Linked DNA regions of Mus musculus: region 1 is linked to region 2. The links are chromatin loops, found by intact Hi-C in ENCODE. Cell type or tissue: gastrocnemius. All regions are shown on one strand. Links, peaks and the distances in the headings refer to the core of each region. The heading gives the core; the rest is flanking DNA.

Evidence for each region. Hi-C counts contacts between places; a loop is a spot of excess contacts. Peaks named below come from ENCODE experiments on the same cell type or tissue, not always from the same donor. Only the 100,000 strongest peaks of a DNase experiment are listed, where the experiment ranks them.
Region 1: a loop joins it to region 2, with 2.4 times the contacts of the local background. A loop is called at or near these places in 6 of 42 quality-filtered maps.

What each region holds. Positions count from the first base shown.
Region 1 is chr2:155,986,166-155,996,913 of GRCm38, reverse strand. It overlaps Cep250 (centrosomal protein 250), which reads right to left. Exons shown (of 33, transcript NM_001130000.1): 25 at 9,798-9,919; 26 at 8,482-8,602; 27 at 7,294-7,415; 28 at 4,140-6,698; 29 at 2,230-2,343; 30 at 1,923-2,069; 31 at 1,494-1,595; 32 at 580-642. It also overlaps a transcript of 6430550D23Rik not described here. Among named protein-coding and RNA genes, the nearest start is that of 6430550D23Rik, 13 kb to the left of the region's middle. In gastrocnemius, for the core only: a CTCF peak has its summit at 4,818; DNase peaks (open chromatin) are centred at 4,912 and 5,509; H3K27ac peaks cover 928 bases.
Region 2 is chr2:156,116,322-156,127,069 of GRCm38, reverse strand. Nfs1 (nitrogen fixation gene 1 (S. cerevisiae)) reads left to right here. Exons shown (of 13, transcript NM_010911.2): 10 at 1-59; 11 at 668-751; 12 at 1,700-1,789; 13 at 2,743-3,433. The coding sequence ends at 2,806. Among named protein-coding and RNA genes, the nearest start is that of Rbm12, 9.7 kb to the right of the region's middle. In gastrocnemius, for the core only: no CTCF peak of the experiment used is centred there; no DNase peak of the experiment used is centred there.

The DNA.
Region 1 (10,748 bases), core at 2,395-7,394, 130 kb after region 2:
TTCATATAAACTTAAAAAAAATTAAAACCAACAGGCAAAGTGGGAGAGCCACCCTGACAGTAATAACTGCTGACTTCTGAGGGAGGCTCACTCCTCAAGGCTCCTTGCAGAGGTGGCGTGGAAGGAGGAAGGGAGAAAGGTGGGTGGAAAGAACAGGGTTGGAGCTTTGGGTAAGATGCTTTAGGTAAGGCAGGGAGGCACTGATGCCGTTTTTCTGAGTGTGGTAGCCTGCTGGAGCTGTGTCTGGGTCCTCTGTCTACTGTGCTGTTGGAAGTCCTGCCTGCCTACAGCTGAGGCAGAGGCCAGCCCTGCTCCCTGGCCCACTGTTCTAGTGCTTCCGCTTCTTTCCCTCTGTAAGTATGGATGGAGGCTGGCCTGGACTCATCCCCACACTTCAGGTGGAGTTGGATCTGTAGCACTTTTTGCCTCCCAGAAAGATGGACGTTCTCTGGATGCCAAAGCTACTTCCCTTCTCCCGCTGGAAATGCACAGGGCCAAGCATGTAGCAGACCCTAAACCTTGTTGCCTGAATAGTGAGCGGGGAAAGGAGAATAGGAAGTGGATCCTTCCAGAACCTACCTCTCTCTGAAGCTCAACCACAAGCACGCTGTCCGAGGAACCCCTCTGACTGCCTCTCCCATCCTAGGAAAACAAATATGGTCCCTGTTAACTGGGCTATCCTGGTCTGGAGTAGCCACAGCACTCCAAGGCCAGCGAGGCTTCCAGGGTCTATCCACCAGGCAGGCAACGTGAACTTGTCATCCCACTCCTGGGCTCTAGGCAACATCTGAGGGCCAGAAGTACCTGAGCTCAGACTGACGCTCAATGGGGCATGGCTCCAGGGCTAGGGGAGGCTGAGGAGGACCCACAGCAGCACATGGGCAATATCCTCTATGAGGAATTTTTATATTTAACATAAGGGTTCACAATGGATCTGTTTTGTGACAGCCTTGGGCTATGAGCCAGAGATCTAAAGGGGAAGACAGTGTCTGCCCTTGGGGAATGGGGTGAAGCTGGAGATGTTCAGGGCCAGGAGCAGTCCCTCCCTCCCATGCTGACCTAAGGCAGTGACAGCTAAGAGGAGTAAACACCTCTCCAAACACCTTCCCTTAGAACAGGCCTCCATACCAGGAGATATCAAGAACCCTAACTGTAAACTCAGAACTAAGGGCTCTGAGAGCTGCAAAGCTGTGACCCACTCCTGGGTGTGCCAAGAGCTGGTAAGCGACACAACCCATGGGTACCAGGGATTCTGGCTGACACAAGGTGAACCTGAGGCACTTGTCTGGGAGCGAGTGGATCTGAACTAAGAATGCAGGCCCACTAGCCCTGAGAACACACTTACATAGGTAAGTAGGACCCCCTTCTGAAGTAAGGGCAGACTAGAGCAGAATCAAGCCAGGAGGGGCGTGTCTATATAGAAGAGTGCTGTTATATACGAGACAGAGGGTGGGGATAAGGCGAAGTAAGGGCAAAAAGAAAGTCAGGGAAACCTGCTGTGTGGGGGATGAAGTCATAGTTTCTCTGGCCTCCAGTGATCCTGCCCGGGATGCACGCACGGAATCCCTCTTCAGCTTCCTCCGTTCTCGTTCCACCTGCCAATATGCACACGAGGAGTCACGTGTGCAGGGATGAGTATAAACAGCTAGAAACCATGGGAAGTAAGACTCCTGTGCCGGGGAGGGCATAAGGCAGGGTACAAGCGCTCCTGGCACAGAGGAGGCAGGCTAGCTCTCATGCCTTGGCAGCTGAGGCTAGCTTTGTGGGCTGTTTCAGCTGTCACAACTACTCTGGCCCCTGGAGTGGTGAGCACGCACTCACAGACAAAGCACAGCTGTAATTTAATAAGTGTTTCAGAAACAGCAGGGGGAGTGGAGACACAGGCCCACCGGGCCCACAGGGAGACTGCGGAAGTTACTGACCTGCTCCAAGGCGGTCCGCAGCTGCGCATTGTGGCACTGCAGCTTGCTTCGGTCAACTTCCAGCTCTGCCACCGCTTGCTGCAGACGTTCAAGCCTCTGTGTCAACCGTTCCTTCTCCTCCACTCCAGGACTAGGCTCAGTCTCTACCTACAAGGGAGACCCACAGTGCTCATCTGGGCAGCCCTACACACAGGGACAAGAGCTAGAGGGCAAAGGGACCAATGTGGCAGTGTGGCTTCAGAGACCCATTCCTAAGGGACAACAAGCGGTTGACAAGGCTCCTGCTATGCCACTGGGCCCCACTCACCTCTCCAGACTGGCTTCCCTGTCCCACTTTTGGTCCCTGGTCTGCTCTGCTGGTTGAGTGTGGGCCACCTGACTGCTGCTCTTCCAGAGCTTGTCTGCTGAGTACCAACTCCTCCTAAGGTACAGTACAAAAGTCACACTGTGACAAACCATGTCCAAAGTTGTCTCATCCTCTACCCTCTTCATAAGTGTGCCATGCTCCAGCAGGGAGACAGATCTGCAAGTGTGTGTTGTATATGTGGGTGTGTATGTGTTGTGTGCTGTGTGTGGTATGTTGTGTGTGCATGCATTCGTATGCGGGTGCGTGTGTGGTGTCACAGGCTCACAGGGAAACGATGAGCCAAGTGGTCTAATCAGAACCCTAGTCAGACTGTCAGAACTAACTCACTTCAACCAGATGTCTGACTTTGGATAAGTTTAGGTCTCTGGCATTTTTCAACTATGAAATGAACATACTGTCAGTTCCTTCTCTGAGGTAGTTAAAAATAACAATGGTACGTGGCATATAAAAATGTTTACAGCATGTAAAATGCTAAGTGTAAAGAGAGGTTCCCAGTGCTCACATGGCATGGCTCACAACTACCTCTAAGTCCAGCTCCAGGGGACCTCTTCTGGCTACACAGGCACCTGCATACACACAGCACATACTCATAGATACATGAATGGGCTGGAGAAATGGCTCAGCCATTAAAGGTTAGGCTCACAACCAAAAATATATGAGACATGCACATGTGTATTAACAACAGCCAGGAAGTTGTGTCACACGCCTTTAGTCCCAGCACTTGAGAGGTAGCCTGTTCTTCAGAGTGAGTTCCAGGGCAGCCAGAGCTACACATAGAACCCCTGTCTCGAAAAACAAAAATACAAAACCAACAAAAGGGTCCCCACCACAAAGCGCTGTCCTGAAAGCTGCTTCTGTAGGCTCTGTGGATGGGGAGTATGCAGAGTGCCTCTGATCCTCATATATAATGTGAGGGCATGGCTACAAGTATCCTTGGGCCCAGATTCATGAGCGCCAAGGCCAGTAAGATGGCTTGGTAGATGAAGATGCTTGTCACTGCACTTGATGACCTAAGTTCAAGCCCAGGAACCCACAAACTGAGAGAACTTGCTAGCTGTCTTCTGGCCTCTACACATGGACTTTTGAGCTCCACACTGCTGAGAGCGGGCTTCATTCTTTCCCACAGGCCCACAGCTGCCGGCTGGAATGTCCCCTTCATGGCCCCCATGCCTTGCTCCACTTCCAAACCGCTTCCTAAAGCCTACTTCTCTCTATTCCATGGGTGGAAACCCTGGTGCTGCCTCTGTCCTTTCTTTATTCACACTTGCCACCCAAAGTCCCCACCTCTCCCTGGACTTCTGTCAGTCCCCCTTGGCCTTCCCAAGTCTGATGTCACTCCACATGCTGTCCTGAGCAGTTTTTCTGAACGTGCCCTAAATCTTCCATCCATTTCCCACTAGTGACCCAGTCCTTAAAGTCCTGATGCCTTGGCTTCTGCTGTCCTTGACTCTTGCCAACACTCTCTATGTCCCAGGTGACTTCAACCCCCTTCATGGGTCTTCCATGTATCCCTTCCTCCTTATGTTTCTTTTGCCTTTCTCCAAGAAATCCCAACCCCCACTTTACCTGGCCGATTTTCTACCCATCCCTTCCACCTAACTTAAACAGCACTTTTACCAGGAAACAGTTTTGTGCCCACTCTTGGAGGCCTGGGAATGCTCACAGCACACTGGAGTTCCTCTATCAGGCGTGGACGAAGCTGACTATAGTTGCTCTTCTCCTCTGCTAGCTCTGAGGTATGGTACTCACGGTCTCTGTTTTCTCACTCTCTGAGGTACCACAGGCAGGCAGCCCTTGAGCTCAGCCAATGGCTCTGTTCCCTGTCCTCCCTCCCCGACATGGCGACTCACCTGTAGTCTTTGTTGTTCTGATTCCCGCTCTAGAACAGAGGCTTGTAGGAACATGGTTATCTCCTGCAGACTGCTGATGCTGGCCTTGCTTTGGGCCAGGGACAGAGCCAGGTCCTGAGCCTTCTCCCTCCATTCAATCTCCCTGGCCTCTGTTTGCCTTAGGGCAGTCTGCAGCCGCTCTAACTCCTGTTGTGCTGGGAGCGGTTGCAGAGCTGGCTTCTCGGCTGGGAGGGCTCTGTGGCGTGGGGACGAGGCCTCCCTCAGCATCAGAATCTCTTCTTCCCTTTGGGCTACAGTCAGCTGTAGCTCCTTTAGGCTCTCAAGGAGCCTCCTTGTTTCCTCTTGTCTCTCTTGCTCCAGACTTTGCTTCTCTTGGATTCCATTTTCTTGACTCCTCCGGGCCCCAGCCTTCTCTAGTAGCTGCCTCAGCTCTTCTTTCTTCTGGCAAAGTTCCTGCTGGAGGTGCTGCGTGACCTCGTGGTGTTGGAGAGCCTGGGCCTGGATCTCACCTTCCCGAATCCTCAGGGCCTCCTCCAGCTGCCGGGCACTTGCCTGGCAGGTGTCCAGGGTAGCTTGCAAGGCGGCAGTGCTGGCCTCCAGGGTGTGGCTCAACTCAGCCTGTTCAAGCAGACTCTGCTCTTTCTCCTGCAGGGCAGCCTGGGCTTTGCTGAGGGCCTCCTGCAGCGCCTCTGCCTGGCTAACTGCAGCCTCTTCCTGTCGGCGGGAATACTGGTTTTCCGCTCGCAGTGCCGCTAGCTCTTGTTCTTGTTCTGTGAGAGTGGCCTGGGCCTGCAGCCAGCTGTCCTGCAGGGTCCTGGCTTCTGCCTCATGTTCCTGGGCCTGCTCAGCACACCGTTGTTGAAGGGCCAGCACAGCCTTCTCGTGCTCCCGAGACTCAGCCCTTAGGTCCCCCAACACCTCCTCCAGGGCCCGTACCTGCCGTCCCTCCACTTCTAGTTCTTCCTGGAGCCTTCGCACCTGTTCCCTGTGTTCTTCCAGCTCCCCCTGACGCTCCTTCAGTGTCGCATGGGCCTGCTCCAGAGCGGCCTGCAGAGCACTTGTCTTTAGCTTCATGCTTTCCTCCTGGTCCTGGGTCTGCTGTTTTTCCTGCCGGAGGGTCTCTAGTTCATGGTCCCTCTGGGCCAGATCTCTCTGGGCCTCCTCCAGCTGACCCTGAAGTACCTGCTCTCTCAGTTCCCCTTGTTCCTTGGCTTCCTGGAGATGCTGCTGCAGGGTTGCTGTCTCCTGCTCTCGATGGGTCAGGAGCAGGCTAGTCTCCCCCACCTTCCTGTGCAGACCCTGCAGCTGCTGTTCCAGCTGGCCCATGTGGCCCTGAAGTTCCTGGATGCGCTCCTGCTGGCACTCTACCTCCTTCTCCTTATCACGCAGGATCAGCTTCAAGTGCTCCAGGCTCCCTCGCTGGCCTTTACTCGGGCTCTTTCCATCGTCGGCACGCTCATGCACCAGCTGCCACTGAGAGGCCAGCTCCTGGCTGCGTTCTCTCAAGGAATGCTTGATCTGTTCTAGGTCCTCCTCTAAGATCTTGGTCTGCAGCGTCCTCTGATCTTCCAGAACCTGAATCCTTTCCTTCTGCAGCACCAGCTCCTGGCCTTTCCTCTCCAGGGCCTGAGCCAGCTGTTCCTGCTGCTTCTGCAGCTCATCGATCTGCTGGCGTTGGGACGTCACCTCCTGGTCCCTCTCCTGCAGCTCTTTTGCCAGATGGGTGCTATGGTTCTCCAGCTCATGGAGCTGGCTGCTTTGTGCCTGCAGCTCCTGGCTCCTTTCTTCCAGGTCCAGTGTGAGGTGGGTTAGAGCCACCCTCTGCATTTCCCTCTGGCCCTCTAGTTCTGTGATCATCTTCTGTTGGCTCTCCACTTTGTGATGGCTTTCCTCCAGTTCCAGGGCCAGGCATTCCAGTGTCCCCAGTTGCTTTTTCAGATCCTGAATCTGTCCCCTCTGGGACTCAATCACTTGAGCCTTCTGCTCCAGGTCCAGAAGCTGGTGTTCCAGGACACTCCTCTGGGCCTCCCGATCGTTCTCCAGTTCCCTGATCTGGTCCCGCTGCACACTCAGTTTCTGCTCTCGCTCTTGGACGGCCATGGGCAAGTGCTCTAAGACTGACCTGCACTGCTCCAGCTCCTGAATCTGTTCTTGTTGCAGGTCTACCTCCCGACTGCGCTTCTTCAGGTCGAGGGAGAGCAGCTCCAGAGCAGCCTTCTGCATCTCCCGCTGCTTCTCCAGTTCCTGAACCTCAGCCTGCAACGTCTCGACCTCCCGCTCTCTGTTAGACAGGGTCTGTGCCAGCAGGGCTAGGTTCTCCTGCAAAGCTTTCCCCTGAGCCACCTTCAGCTCACCCTGTTCTTGTAAAGCCTGGGCTCTCTCCCGTTCACTCTCTAGCTCCTCGTTTTTCAGTTTCAGTGCAGAGCGAGCAGTTCGCAGATCTTCTTCCAGGACAGCAGCTGCATCTGCCTGAGCCTGGGCTTCTGCAACACATGCTTGCAGATGTTCAACCTGGGCTGACAGCTTCTCCTTGGATGCCTGAAGCAACTCTCGATCATTCTGCAAACAGGAGGCAAAACACATCAAAACAAGATTATTTCCTTTTTTTTTTATGAGGGTGGGATGGGGTGGGGGTTGAGACAGGGTTTCTCTATGTAGCCCTGGCTGTCCTGGAACTTGCTCTGTAGATTAGGCTGGCCTCGAACTCAGAGATCTACCTCTGCCTCCTGAGTGCTGGGATTAAAGGCGTGCGCCACCACTGCCGAACAAGATTCTTTTCTTGATACTGTCGCTCTAACCCTGGCCTCTTCTATGGCACCAGCAGTGACCAAGCCTTAACAAGGATGATAGAACTGATGTATTCTACTTAAGGTGATCCTATAGAGCGTCCCAACTACCTTCCAAAGCGCCTGTGTCCAGGGGAGATAGCCTGGTGCAAGGAGGCAGTCTAGATCCTAATCTTCCAGTCCAAGGAACAAGTCTCAACCAATTCAGGAAAAACAGAAAAGGTTCACAATGACCTAAACGACAGACAGGTCAGAGAGCCAGAGGAACTGGGAGGTGTGCTGAAGGAAGCCGGCATGTGAGCACAGGCCAAGGTGGGCCTGCTTCAAAGCAATTCTCCCAAGGCGCCCTTCCCGGGACCAGCACTTACCTGAGCTTCCATTTTTTGCAGTTCTGCCTGCCGGAGGCGACTCTGTAAGGATGCCGCGGTCTCGTGCAAGTCCCTCAGCTCAGACTCCAGGGAGTTCTGCCTCCCTTCCCACTTGGATTTCTCTTTAGAAAGAACAGAGTGTTGGAGTCAGGTGCATGGTCACAGGTGGAAGAACATGGGTGCAGGCAGAGGCAGATGGAGGACAGGATGGAGAGAATTACACCCAGTGCCTGTACCATGCCTACCCGCCAGCAGCGCCTCAGCCTCCCACCTGTGTTTGCAGCCAGCTCGGCACAGCCCAGTCTGCTAATCATCCTGACCTCCCAGAGCTCCTCATATCAGTTCCCCAGATGACAGTTGGCTGACAGCAGGGGGCCCTTCTAGCCCCAGATTATCTAAGGCTGTGGGAAGTTCCTAGAAACATTCAGCCTGAAGAGGCCCCAAAGACAGCTGTTTGAGGGTCTCAGGGACCCTCAAGTGACTAAAAAAGGCTCGAGCCACCCAGGTTGACCTTTTCCCTTCTGCAGTGGAACTCCTCTCCTTTCCAGTGGCCACTGCCCCTCCAAGCCCCCAGCAGAAGCACATGACAGCAGGTTCTTCCTCGTTCCCCTCCTGGCCGTGCTCATGGTAAGTTTATAATCACTCTGTCCTCAAAGGCTAATTTAGAGGGTAAAATGGGAAATGATAAAAACCAGGGAGAAGTAACAAAAGAAACACAAATTTATGTTCTGACAGTTCTGGCCTGGGGTCGCCAGGATTTTGTACTTTAACAAAACAAACAAACAAACAAATAACTCCTCCTGTCTGGGCTGGTGAGTTGGCTCAAGAGGGTTAAAGCTCTGGCTACCACAGTGGGATCCCTGGGGAACCTGTGTGATGGAAGAAGAAACTGATTTCAACAAATAGCCTTCTGACTTCTGTGTGTGCCATGGCACAAATACACACTCAGTAATCCAAACAAACAAACAAACAAACAAACAAACAAACAATTTTAAAGATGCAGAGACTAACAGCAGCCCAGGCAGCAACTTCTTTCAGTTTACCAAAACTGTTCCTTCCAACTCCTCCTTCCACGATGGCCACAGGAGCTAAAGTATCGTAAAGGAGTTCACGAGGCTCCATCCTTCCGGTGCCTGTTCCAGTTTCCCACTCCGGTTACCACCTGCCCACCTGAGCGCCTCGCCTCACCTTCCTGGCTCTGAGAGAGCTGTCTCTGCAGGTCCTGCAGCTCCGAGTGAACCTGGCTCTTCTGGGCCTCCGTGTCAGTCAGGCGCTGCACCAGCTTCTGGACCTGGTCCCTTAGGTCATCCTGGAAAGGGAAGGTGGGGTTGAGCTCCCGCTCTTTGTGCAGTCGTCCCCCGGGGCTTAACCTCTGTCCTTACTCTGTAGCCTTTGCCGTCATGACCCAACTCTAAAGCAGTGGTTCTCAGCCTTCCGGATGCGGCAACTTTTTCCTTATGTGGTGGTGACCCCAACCATACATTATGTTGTTACTTTATAACTGTAATGTTGCTACTGTAATATAAATGTCTTGTGTTTTCCAGTGTTCTTAGGTAGCTCCTGTGGAAGGGTCATTGGACCCCTAAAGGCATAGAGACCCACGGGTTGAGAACCACTCCTCTAAATTCTCTGCATTTAGTTCCCTGAAGGGCGCTGGGAAGCCCCTTGGGCCAATGTGTTTGTTGTTATTTCAGTCTCATGTAGCCCAGGCTGGCCTTAAACTGACTATAAAACATAGGATGATCTTGAACTCCTGCTCATCGTGCCTCTACATTCTAAGCACTAGGATTACAGACACCCAAAGTCCCATACCTGGTTATCTGCCCACATTTTAAAAATTTTGGCAGGTGTGGTGGGCAGAACATAGTCTCAATATAACTTAGACTGGTCTCAAATTCTCAGTCCTCCTGCCTCAAGCTCCTAAGTGCTGTGACCACAGGCATGTGCCACCACACTTGGATGATTTCTTTTGAAATAACTGCTCAGTGTCCCACCCCTCCCAAAAGCCTACTTCACAGTTTAGACCACAGCTGCCTCTCTTCCGACACTCCCTCCCAGTTCCAGACGTGCTCTAGCTATGTCTGAACACTGATTTATCAGTCCCACTAGCAGAGTGCACTTTGGGACCATCTTGGAAGGGCTTCTTGAAGGCAGCTTGGGTCTTTATGTGTTTGTATCACCAGCTCTGAGTGGCTGGCGCACAGGCAGCTCAGTCCTGACAGGTGCATGGAGAGGTGGGCAACTTCAAGACTCCACTCACAACAACGGGGGCGTGGGGTGGTGTGTGATGGTGGGGTGGCAGAGGAAGAGGAGGCATCATCTGCCCTACTTTCCAAGTGAAAACAGGGCCCAGGAAACCCAAATGCCCCATTATGTCTGGAGGATAGTAAGTGACAGAGGTGCGACAACAGGCAGAGCTCAAGGTGACTGTCCTGTGGCCCATCTTCCTCCGTCACAAGTCTGTCTCAGCTCCACAAGAATAGGCAGGCGGACAGAGGACATACCCGGGCCTGCCGAGCCTTCCACACGTCCTGATGGAGCTTCTGGAGAGCTAGTGCCACAGCCTCCGGTGACAGTGCCGTTGGGAGCGACCATCTCTTAAAGAGTCTGGAAGCTCCATTCTGATCTAAGAAAAGAGGGAAATTCTTCTCACCTGGCTGCCACAATCAGCAGCCGCCATCCCTCACAGACAGCCTCGGCAATCCCACCAGCTCCCTCTCTGCAAGGAATCCCTTCTGTGGGTCATTATACACTTCCCACTAGATGATGCTGGCTATGCGCTGCCATGCTTTCAAGTGGAAGTCACAAAATATTTATCTTTTTTATTTTATTTGTTTATGTTTTTTCAAGACAAGGTTTCTCTGTGTAGCCCTAGCTGTCCTGAAACTTGCTCTATAGATTAGGCTGGCCTCGAACTCAGAGATCCGCCTGCCTCTGTCTCCTAAGTGCTGGGATTAAAGGCGTGCGCCACCACTGACCAGCTTATGTTTCTTATTTTTATTTTTTTAAAGACAGGATTGATGTAGCGCAGGCTGACCTGGAATTTAGTATACATTTGAGGAAGGCTCTGCACTCTTAATCCTCCTGTTCCAGCTTTCACGCCAAGCAGGTCCCATCATGCCCAGCAACTCACATGTGTCTCAGACTGTTGGAGCTTAGAATCCCAGAGTCCTGAGTGCTGGGGTTACAGGCAGGTGCCCCACAATTGGCCTAGCTCTTTATGTTTTTAATCTACTTAGAAAAATCCTAAGAGGACCTTTAACACTTTCATTTTATAGTCAAGGAAAATCAAGTTCAGAGAAGTTAGGTGACCTACTTGCTACCAGACTATGGTTCAACCTCACCTGGAATCAGTTAGCATCTGTGGCCTTTGATGTTATTTCGTAAGAGGAACTACCGTCCCTTCCCTTCTCCCCCAGCTTTGGCCCACAAGATTTAGCTCTCATCTGGCTTCC
Region 2 (10,748 bases), core at 2,638-7,637:
TATGTGGAAGGAGAGAGCCTGCTGATGGCCCTCAAGGATGTGGCCTTGTCCTCAGGGAGGTGAGTTGGACGGTGTCGACAGAGACCTTGCCTGTCAGGTACCCTGTGTGTCAGTGAGCTTCCCAGTGTGGATAGGACAGGAGCACTTGATCACGATAAAGCTCAGGCCTCAGGTGATGGCCGTGGCTGAGGTGACCGTTCCAGCGGCTCTCCTTGGAAACTGGGGTCTTGTCGGTCCTAGAAGATGTGTCTTTTTTGTTTCCTTTTGAGACAAGATCTCTCTCTGTAGCCCTGGCAGTCCTGAAATGCTCCATATAGACCAAGATCCTCTGGCCTCTGCCTCCTGAGTGCTGGGATTAACTGTGCTTAACTGAAGATGCCTTTTGCAGGGATGAGCTAACAGTTTGGGTGTAAGCCACAAGGGTTTGTTTACCCTCCAGGCTTACATACTGTATTTTCTGCCCTGGCTGTTTTGTCAGGTCCAGTGTGTGGGCTCTTATGCTCTTTCAGTCATTGGTGTCCTCAGTCCAGGAAGTTGTCTATAGGGACCACAGAAGCTGGGTTTACATCCCAGGCTGTACAGGGCATCACCAGGCTGTTTCTTCTGTCCCCATGGTATGATTTCAGGGTGTGTCCTATGGACTAAAAGGATCTGTCTCCATCCTTAGTGCCTGCACTTCTGCATCATTGGAGCCCTCTTATGTCCTCAGAGCAATTGGTACCGATGAGGATTTAGCACACTCCTCTATCAGGTCAGTGAGGTCAGCTGCAGAGAGAGAGAGAGAGAGAGAGAGAGAGAGAGAGAGAGAAGGGGGGAGGGGAGGGGGGAGGGGAGGGGAGGGGAGGGGAGGGGAGGGGAGGGGAGAGAGACAGGGTGTGAGAATGTGTGTGAGTATGTGTGTATGGGGAATGTTTCTGTGTATGTGTGTGTGTATATATGTGTATGAGTGTGGGGGTATTTTTGTGTGTGTGTTTGTGTATGAGAGTAGGTGTGATTATGTGGGTGACTATGTGTGGGGGCGAGTGTATGTAGGGGTGTGAGTGGGTGTGGGTGTGTTCCTGGTTTGTTAAGGTCTTGTCAGAAATTCAGGCTGGTCTTGAACTCTGTCCTGTCTTTGCTCCAAAGTGCTGAGATTACAGGAGTGTGCTCACTATGCCTAGTTTATGCAGTTTGGGGTAATTGTACATGATAGGCAAGCACTCTTCCTGCTGAGCTATGTCCCTGATGAGGGTGTCTGAGTCCTGTATTCAGCTCCTCTGCCCACGAGGTCTAGGGTAGATGGAGGAAGCTTGGTGGAGTCTGCCCCTCAAGCTGTGTTCTCAGAACCCTTTCCCTAGAGAGGCATGGCGGGTCTCCCACCTCCTGTTTACCTAGAGAGGCACTGTGGGTCTCCCAGCTCCAGTTTACCTCCTTTGCTCCAACAGTTTTCATGCAGCCCAGTTGGCTTCCAATTGACTGTAGCCAGAGAATGCCCCTGCTTGCTCTGTGTCTACCTCTCGAGGGCTGGAGATGTGCCACCAACCCAGTCAGGGGTTGAACCCAGGACTTCATGCATGCTAAGCAAGAACTCTATCTACTGAACTCCATCCCCAGCCCTTTCGTTATCTTTTATTTAGTATGTCCTCAGAGAGTATTGGTCAAAACAAAAAACAAAAAGCAAACCTGTTGCCAGGTGTAGCGATCTTCTGTGTTCTCTCAGGTTTGGCATCGGCCGCTTCACTACAGAAGAGGAGGTGGACTACACGGCGGAGAAGTGCATCCACCACGTGAAGCGCCTTCGAGAAATGAGGTGTGTGCGCCTGCGTGTGGACTCTATGGAAGACACCGTACCGCTGACACCTTTCTTGTCCTTAGACTCTGTTCATACAGCCGGAAACCCGAGTGTAAAGGGATTGTAGGCTGTAAAGAGTCCACAAAGCAGGGAAGTTGACCTCCTGTCTTCTTGTTCTTCAGAATATGTTTTAAAACTAGGCTTTTGTATATAGCATAGAGGTTGCTTATGTATCATCTCTAAACAGCCTGGGTTTGATCCCCAGTCCCCAAAAACCAATGGAAGGTCAGTGGTAGAGTACCTGCCAGGAAGACAAAACTCAAACCAGGGATCTTGTGCATGCCTGATGTTGTGAGCCGGAGACTGCAGTAGGAAGATTGTGCATAAGTCCTTTTCTGAGAAACAAAAACAAAGGGTGGGACTCAGTGACACTGAGCAAAACTAACTGGGGACACGGAAGCACCAAGCTCAGTACTGGTGTCAGGCTTGGCTCTGCAGAAGATGCTGCCTCGTGTGTGTGTGTGTGTGTGTGTGTGTGTGTGTGTGTGTGTGTGTGTGTGTGTGTGTGTGTGTGTGTGTGTGTTTGTGTTTGTGCACATGCGCGACTCTGCGTCTCAGCGTCAGTGGTAAAAACAAACAAAGAAATGTTCACAGTCATCACTCCCACCATGCACAAAGTAGGTCATTACCCACAATCTTCCTGGGTGCTCAGGCCTGAGATCTAAGGCATCCTTTCAGGCTAAAGCAATAAATAGTCTTCCTGATGCTAGAAATTAGGAAAGGCCTGGGACTGAGCAGGACTTACAGAAGCTAGAAGAGGCTTGTTTGTCTCTTGTATTGGGGTTCACCAGGGCAAAAGGCAGAGAAGCATCAAGGACAGAAGGGAAATGATTGATCAGGGCCTGAGAGGCAGTGTTACCTGCTGCTTCCTGTCTAACCCTCACTCACTCAGTGCCTCTTCTCTTTGGCAGTCCTCTCTGGGAGATGGTCCAGGATGGCATTGACCTCAAGAGCATCAAGTGGACCCAGCATTAGAGGAGTGGGCTGTGACTTTGTGCTGGCCTGGCTGTTCTGGCCTCACTGATCTGTGCACAGCCAGGAACCTCACTGCCTGACGTGGTCCATGCTCAAAGCAGATGGGAAGCTCTGCAGTGACTTCACCACAGAATGTTCTCTAGTGAAAGCTGAGGCTAGCTTTCTTAGCCTCGGCTCCTGTGTAGGCATGTATTCCGTAATCTTCCTCAGGAGTTCTTCTCTTGCCTGGCGTGGCCATTCTTATCTGAGGGCCTGGAGGCACTGCCTTGTTACTGCCACAGGGAGGACCTACCTGTGCAGAGATGGAAGAACTGGAAGAAGGCTCTAGGTTCAAAGACTGCTTCTCTGTGAATCATTACTCTAGCTGCTCAGCTGAACTGGCGCCATTAGGGACTGGCATAAACAAACTTTATTTTAACCTTTTTTGTGGCTTTGAAAGACATCTCTTTGTATCGACTTCAGCTGAAGAACACCAAGTTGTATTAAAGTCTTGTTTCCTTTGGGGTCTCATCTTCTTTCCTCTCTTTTGACTTAATGTAAGTAGAAATATCCATGACCCCAATCATTATTCTAATAATTTACTTAATTCATTAAACTTAATTCAATAAATTCCCATTTCCTGTCCTGATCCTTGAATTTTTGAGCATCTGGAGAGAACTCTGCTGGAGAACTGTAGACCTTCCTTCCACCTGCCTTTCTCAGACAACTCAGTCCACTTGCTTTTCATCCAACAGTTTAAAGGATTTCCAGGACACACATTTCATTCTGGGTATTGGGATGCACTGGCTCATAGGACCAGGAAAGGCACACTGTCCTCAGTGAGCTTTTATATTAGCGGAGAGATAGAAACTCAGAAATAGAGACTGTCATATGTGGGACAGTGCTACGTGAGAAAGGAGAGTGTTTCAAGGCAATAGTCGGGAGAACCGTGATGATGGATGCTCTTGAGAAGCTGCTCAGGGCCTGTGCGAGCACACCATGGAGAGCCAGTGCTTGCTGAGCTGGACAGAAAGGAGCAGAGAGAGCTGAAGATAGAAAACCCAGAAAAAACGCCAGGGGCAGTGGTGGCACACGCCTTTAATCCCAGCACTTGGGAGGCAGAGGCAGGCAGATTTCTGAGTTCGAGGCCAGCCTGAACAGAGTGAGTTCCAGGACAGCCAGGGATATACAGAGAAACCCTGTCTCGAAAAAACAAAAAGTGTGTGTGTGTGTGTGAGACTCACATGTACATATGGTTCATGTGTGGAGGTCAGAGGACAGTTTACTAGAGTCAGTCCAGCTTTTACATGGGTTTTTGGGATTGAACACAGGTAGTCAAGCTTTATAGCTAGTAGTTTTTACCTGCTGAACTACCTCACTGGCCCTGGTTCACATATGTATGTATGTATGTATGTATGCATGCATGCATTTCTGTGATTAAGGGAGTTTATCACCATGTCTGGTCCTGGTTTACTTCCTTTTGAGTGTAGTTGCTTCAGAAATTATTTGCACAGAATTCACCTCATGTTTTCATGCTTGCAGGACAAGCCCTTTATCAACAGAGCCATCCTTCCAACTCTTCTGTTTTTTAAAAGGAGTATCTCACTCTGTAGACTGTGATGGTCTCAAAGTTGTGACAATTTTCTTCTTGAGCTTTGTCCCATAAGCTTGACATGAGCTAAGACATGAGCTTAATTCTCAGAACCCAGGTAAAAGAGCCAGCATGGTGGCTTGACCCTTCTACCTCAATGCTAGGGAGGAGGGAATAATGGGATCCTTACAGCTTGCTGGCCAAACTGGCAAGTTCCTTCATAGAATTTCAGTGAGAGACCTTGTCTTAAAAAATAAGGTGGAAAAAGACGAAGGAAGACACATTGACTTCTGGCCTCCAAACACACATACAGAGATGCACACACACTTGCACACACAGCTACATAGGCAAGAAGTGCAGAGAGGTGGCTTAGTTGTAAAGTGGTAACGACCAGCTGATATGCACCTAAGCATGCCTGAAGTGCTGGCCGAATCCTTATTACTTTAGTATCTATATGCATACACATAAATATATGTATATGTGTCTTAGTCAGGGTTTCTATTCCTGCACAAACATCATGACCAAGAAACAAATTGGGGAGGAAAGGGTTTATTCAGCTTACACTTCCATACTGTTGTTCATCACCGAGGAAGTCAGGACTAGAACTCAAGCAGGTCAGGAAGCAGGAGCTGATGCAGAGGCCATGGAGGTATGTTCTTTACTGGCTTGCTTCCCCTGGCTTGCTCAGCCTGCTCTCTTAGAACCCAAGACTACCAGCTCAGAGATGGTCCCACCCACAGGGGCCTTTCCCCCTTGATCACTAATTGAGAAAATGCCTTACAGTTGGATCTCATGAAGGCATTTCCTCAACTGAAGCTCCTTTCTCTGTGATAACTCCAGCCTGTGTAAGTTGACACAAAACTAACCAGTACAATATGTAAAGGGTACGTTTCATGTTTGTTTTTTTTGAGACAAGCTGTCACTATATAACCCTGACGTCCCTGTAACTTGCTTTGTAGACCAGGCCTCTGCCTCCCTGTGTGGTGTGTGTTTGGTATAAACGCACACATATACACATGTATATGAAATGTATAGGTCTGTAGGTTTGCTTTTATTACTATTACTATTATTATTTAGTTAGTTAGTTAGCTAGTTAGTTTTTTATGAGACAGGGCTTCTCTGTAGCCCTGGCTGTCCTGGAACTCACTCTGTAGACCAGGCTGACCTCGAACTCAGAAATCCCCCTGCCTCTGCCTCCCAAGTGCTGGGATTAAAGGCGTGCGACACACAAACTTTTAATCCAGATCTTGAGGCACACCTTTTATCTGGGTTACTACCTCATTTCTGTATCATCTGTGCAAGCAGAAAACTTCTCAAACAAATGAAAGGAGGCTACATTGGATCGTGGCAAAGGCAATCTCAGCCAGTGAATCAGTTTCCAGACTTGAGACAGTTTGCAGTCCCAGAATCCCTTGAATGAAGTGATGGCCAGGTTCCCCTGCGTAACGACCTTCATAAGACACCTAACAGCCTTTTACTGTTATCCTTTTTCCAGTTCTTCCCCAGAGGAACCTATGGCCTTTTACAAGGGCAACTGTACACTGGGGAAAAGGAAATAATCAGACTTTCCGGGGTCTGCTGGATACTGGTTCTGAATTGACACTGATCCCAGGAGATGCCAAGAAACATTGTGGCCCTCCAGTTAAAGTAGGGGCTTGTGGAGGACAGGTGATTAATGGAGTTTTGACTGATGTCTGACTCACAGTAGGTCCAGTAGTTCCCAGAACACATCCTGTGGTCATTTCCCCAGTTCCAGAATGTATAAAGCGATAGATATACTTACAAGTTGGCAGAACTTTGGGGTGTGGGTGAGACATCATTGTAGAAAAACAGGGCAGGGGTGGGGGGAGGAGGTATGGGAAGTGAAACAGTCAGAGGGTGGACTGGGACGGGGATAAAGTCTGGAGTGTAAAAAAAAAATTAAATACATTTTTTCAAAAAAGTTGTCAGAATTCTCACATTGGTCCCCTGACCCGTGGAGTGGGGGCTATTGTGGTTAGAAAGGCAAAATATAAGCCTTTAGAGTTGTCTCTGCCAAAGAAAATAGTGAATCAAAGATGCTATTGTATTCCTGGAGGAATTGCAGAAATTACTGCCATCATCAAGGACTTGAAAGATGCAGGGATGGTGGTTCCCACCACATCTTCCTTTAACTCTCCTATCTGCCAGAGCTGAAGACAAATAGATCATGGAGAATGCCAATTGACTATGGAAAACTAAATCAGATAGTAACTCCAATTGCAGCTGATGTACCAGATGTAGTTTCCTTACTTGAGCAAATTAACACATCTCCTGGTATATGGGATGCAGCTATCCACCTAGCAAATGCCTTCTTCTCAGTACCTGTCTATAAGGACCACCAGAAGCAATTTGCTTTCAGTTGGCAAGGCTAGCAGTATACCTTTACAGTTTTGCCTCAAGGATATATTAACTCTCCTGCCCTGTGTCTCAACTTAGTTAGAAGGGATCATGATCATCTGTCTCTTTCACAAAATATCACATTGGTGCACTATATTGATGACATTATGCTGATTGGACCATGTTAGCAGAAAGTAGCAATCACTTTGTACTCATTTGTAACACACTTACTTATCAGACGATGGGAAATAAATCCAACCAAAATTCAAGGACCATTTACCTCATTGAAATTCTTAGGAGTCCAGTGGTGTGGGGCATGTAGAGATATTGCTTCTAAGGTGAAGGATAACTTATTATACCTGGCCCTTGCAACTACCAAGAAAGAAGTATATTTAGTAAATCTATTTGGATTCTGGAGACAGCACATTCCTCATTTGGGTGTGTTACTCAGGTCCACATACCAAGTGACTCAGAAAGCTACTAGCTTTGTGTGGAGCTTGGAACAGGAGAAGGCTCTTCAATAGGTCCAGGCTGTTTTGCAGGCTGCTCTTCCACTTGGGCCATGTGGTGATTTGTATATGATTGGCCCACAGAGTGGCACTATTTGGAGGTGTGGCCATGTTGGAGTAGGTGTGGCCTTGTTTCAAGAAGAAGTGTATCACTGTGGGGTGGGCTTTGAAGCTCTGCCCATGTGGAAGTGTCAGTCTTCTCCTGGTTCCCAGTGGAACAAGATATAGAACACTCAGCTCCTTCTATGGCATCATGTCTGCCTGGATGCTGTCATAGTCATATTCCTTCTATGATGTTAGTGGATTGAACATCTGAAAATGTAAGCCAGCCACAATTAAATGTTGGCCTTATGGGGCTGGCGAGATGGCTCAGTGGTTGAGAGCGCCGACTGCTCTTCCAAAGGTCCCGAGTTCAAATTCCAACAACCACATGGTGGCTCACAACCATCCGTAACGAAATCTGATGCCCTCTTCTGGAGTGTCTGAGGACAGCTACAGTGTACTTACATGTTGGGAGCCGCCCCCACATTCGCCGTCACAAGATGGCGCTGACATCCTGTGTTCTAAGTGGTAAACAAATAATCTGCGCATGTGCCAAGGGTATTTTACGACTACTTGTACTCTGCTTTTCCCGTGAACGTCAGCTCGGCCATGGGCTGCAGCCAATCAGGGAGTGATGCGTCCTAGGCGAAATATAACTCTCCTAAAAAGGAGACGGGTTTCCGCCATTCTCTCTCGCTGGCATCTCTGGCTCTGCGCGCCCTGCGCTCTCTCGCTGCCTAAAGATGTAAACAATAGAGCGCGCTCTGCGCTTTAGCGCGCCGGAGCTCTGGCTCCTAAAGATTATTGAAGGGGCTTTCGCTTTTGGGGCTGGGGGTTTGCGCTCCTAGCTCCTGAAGATGTAAGCAATAAAGTTTTGCCGCAGAAGATTCTGGTCTGTTGTGTTCTTCCTCGTCGGGCGCGCGAACGCTATTAAGAATTGGTGCCGAAACCCGGGACGAGAAAAAATCCGGGAAGAAAAAACCCGGGAGGAAACTCGGGACGGGAGTTTCACCGGCGCAAGGAAGATCCCTCATTCCAGAACCAGAACTGCGGGTCGCGGTAATAAAGGTTCCCGTAAAGCAGACTGTTAAGAAGGATTCAACTGCATGAATTCAGAACTTTTCAGCTGGGGAACGAGAGTACCAGTGAGTACAGCTTTACGAGGTACGCCTGGCCTTGAACTTTCTAAGGAAATTCAAGACAGTCTATCAGAAGTAAAGTGGAAAATAGCTTTATAAGATATGTTTGGCCTTGAACTTTCTCTAGTGTTAGAAGCCCTTTTGTTCCTTTTCACATGTTATCAAGTGGTTAAGGCAGGGCGGATTCTGGATGAAGTTCAGGACAATCTATCAGAAGTAAAGCGGGGAGAGAAAATAGGAGCAAAGAGAAAATATGGTTCACAAAATAAGTATACAGGCCTTTCCAAGGGTCTTGAACCCAAGGAAAAGTTTAGGTCAGGTAAGAATACCTGGGGAGAGATTGGAAGGAAGGAGAAGGAAAAAGAAAAGAAAAAAGATCAATCAGCGGAGGTCTCTAGGAGAAGGAGCCTATACTCATCACTAGGTGAGCTCAAGGAGCCAGTTCTTAGTAGTTCTGAATCAGATAAAAAGGCTATTAGGGCCTGGAAGGCGCTCTCCCGAGCAGGTGAAGCCACTGGACAATAATGACAGAGGCAGGCTCTTGCAGCCTACAAGGTCTTATTGTCCACCCTAGAGTTGTAGATCAGGATTATAAAGGGGAACTTCAGGTTCTCTGTTCTTGTCCTCAAGTTGTCTTTTCTATATCACAAGGGGACAAAATAGCTCAACTAATAATTTTGCCAAGCCTACATGGCTGTTTTTTCTTCCTCTGGTATTCCTAGAGCTGCCAGAGAGATTGGTTCTACTGAAAATGATTCTGATTACTTAATAATGCCTTTAGATTGTTGTCAAATTTTATCTACTCACGTAGGGGTAAACCCTCGTGGCGTCAGGCCATTACAGGTCTGACAAATGGATGTCACACATATTTCCTCCTTTGAGAGAAATCAATATTTACATGTTTAGATAAGAAGAGATCACCTCCATACCTTAAATGATTTTCAAAAGCTGTTGGGAGATATTAATTGGCTCAGACCTTTTTTAAAGATTCCTTCCGCTGAGTTAAGGCCTTTGTTTGGTATTTTAGAAGGAGATCCTCATATCTCCTCCCCTAGGACTCTTACTCTAGCTGCTAACCAGGCCTTACAAAAGGTGGAAAAAGCCTTACAGAATGCACAATTACAACGTATTGAGGATTCGCAGCCTTTCAGTTTGTGTGTCTTTAAGACAGCACAATTGCCAACCGCAGTTTTGTGGCAGAATGGGCCATTGTTGTGGATCCATCCAAACGTATCCCCAGCTAAAATAATAGATTGGTATCCTGATGCAATTGCACGGCTTGCCCTTAGAGGCCTAAAAGCAGCAATCACCCACTTTGGGCGAAGTCCATATCTTTTAATTGTACCTTATACCGCTGCACAGGTTCAAACCTTGGCAGCCACATCTAATGATTGGGCAGTTTTAGTTACCTCCTTTTCAGGACAAATAGATAACCATTATCCAAAACATCCAATTTTACAGTTTGCCCAAAATCAATCTGTTGTTTTTCCACAAATAACAGTAAGAAACCCACTTAAAAATGGGATTGTGGTATATACTGATAGATCAAAAACTGGCATAGGTGCCTATGTGGCTAATGGTAAAGTGGTATCCAAACAATATAATAAAAATTCACCTCAAGTGGTAGAATGTTTAGTGGTTTTAGAAGTTTTAAAAACCTTTTTAGAACCCCTTAATATTGTGTCAGATTCCTGTTATGTGGTTAATGCAGTAAATCTTTTAGAAGTGGCTGGAGTGATTAAGCCTTCCAGTAGAGTTGCCAATATTTTTCAGCAGATACAATTAGTTTTGTTATCTAGAAGATTTCCTGTTTATATTACTCATGTTAGAGCCCATTCAGGCCTACCTGGCCCCATGGCTCTGGAAAATGATTTGGCAGATAAGGCCACTAAAGTGGTGGCTGCTGCCCTATCATCCCCGGTAGAGGCTGCAAGAAATTTTCATAACAATTTTCATGTGACGGCTGAAACATTACGCAGTCGTTTCTCCTTGACAAGAAAAGAAGCCCGTGACATTGTTACTCAATGTCAAAGCTGCTGTGAGTTCTTGCCAGTTCCTCATGTGGGAATTAACCCACGCGGTATTCGACCTCTACAGGTCTGGCAAATGGATGTTACACATGTTTCTTCCTTTAGAAAACTTCAATATCTCCATGTGTCCATTGACACATGTTCTGGCATCATGTTTGCTTCTCCGTTAACCGGAAAAAAAGCCTCACATATGATTCAACATTGCCTTGAGACATGGAGTGCTTGGGGGAAACCCAAACTCCTTAAGACTGATAATGGACCAGCTTATACGTCTCAAAAATTTCAGCAGTTCTG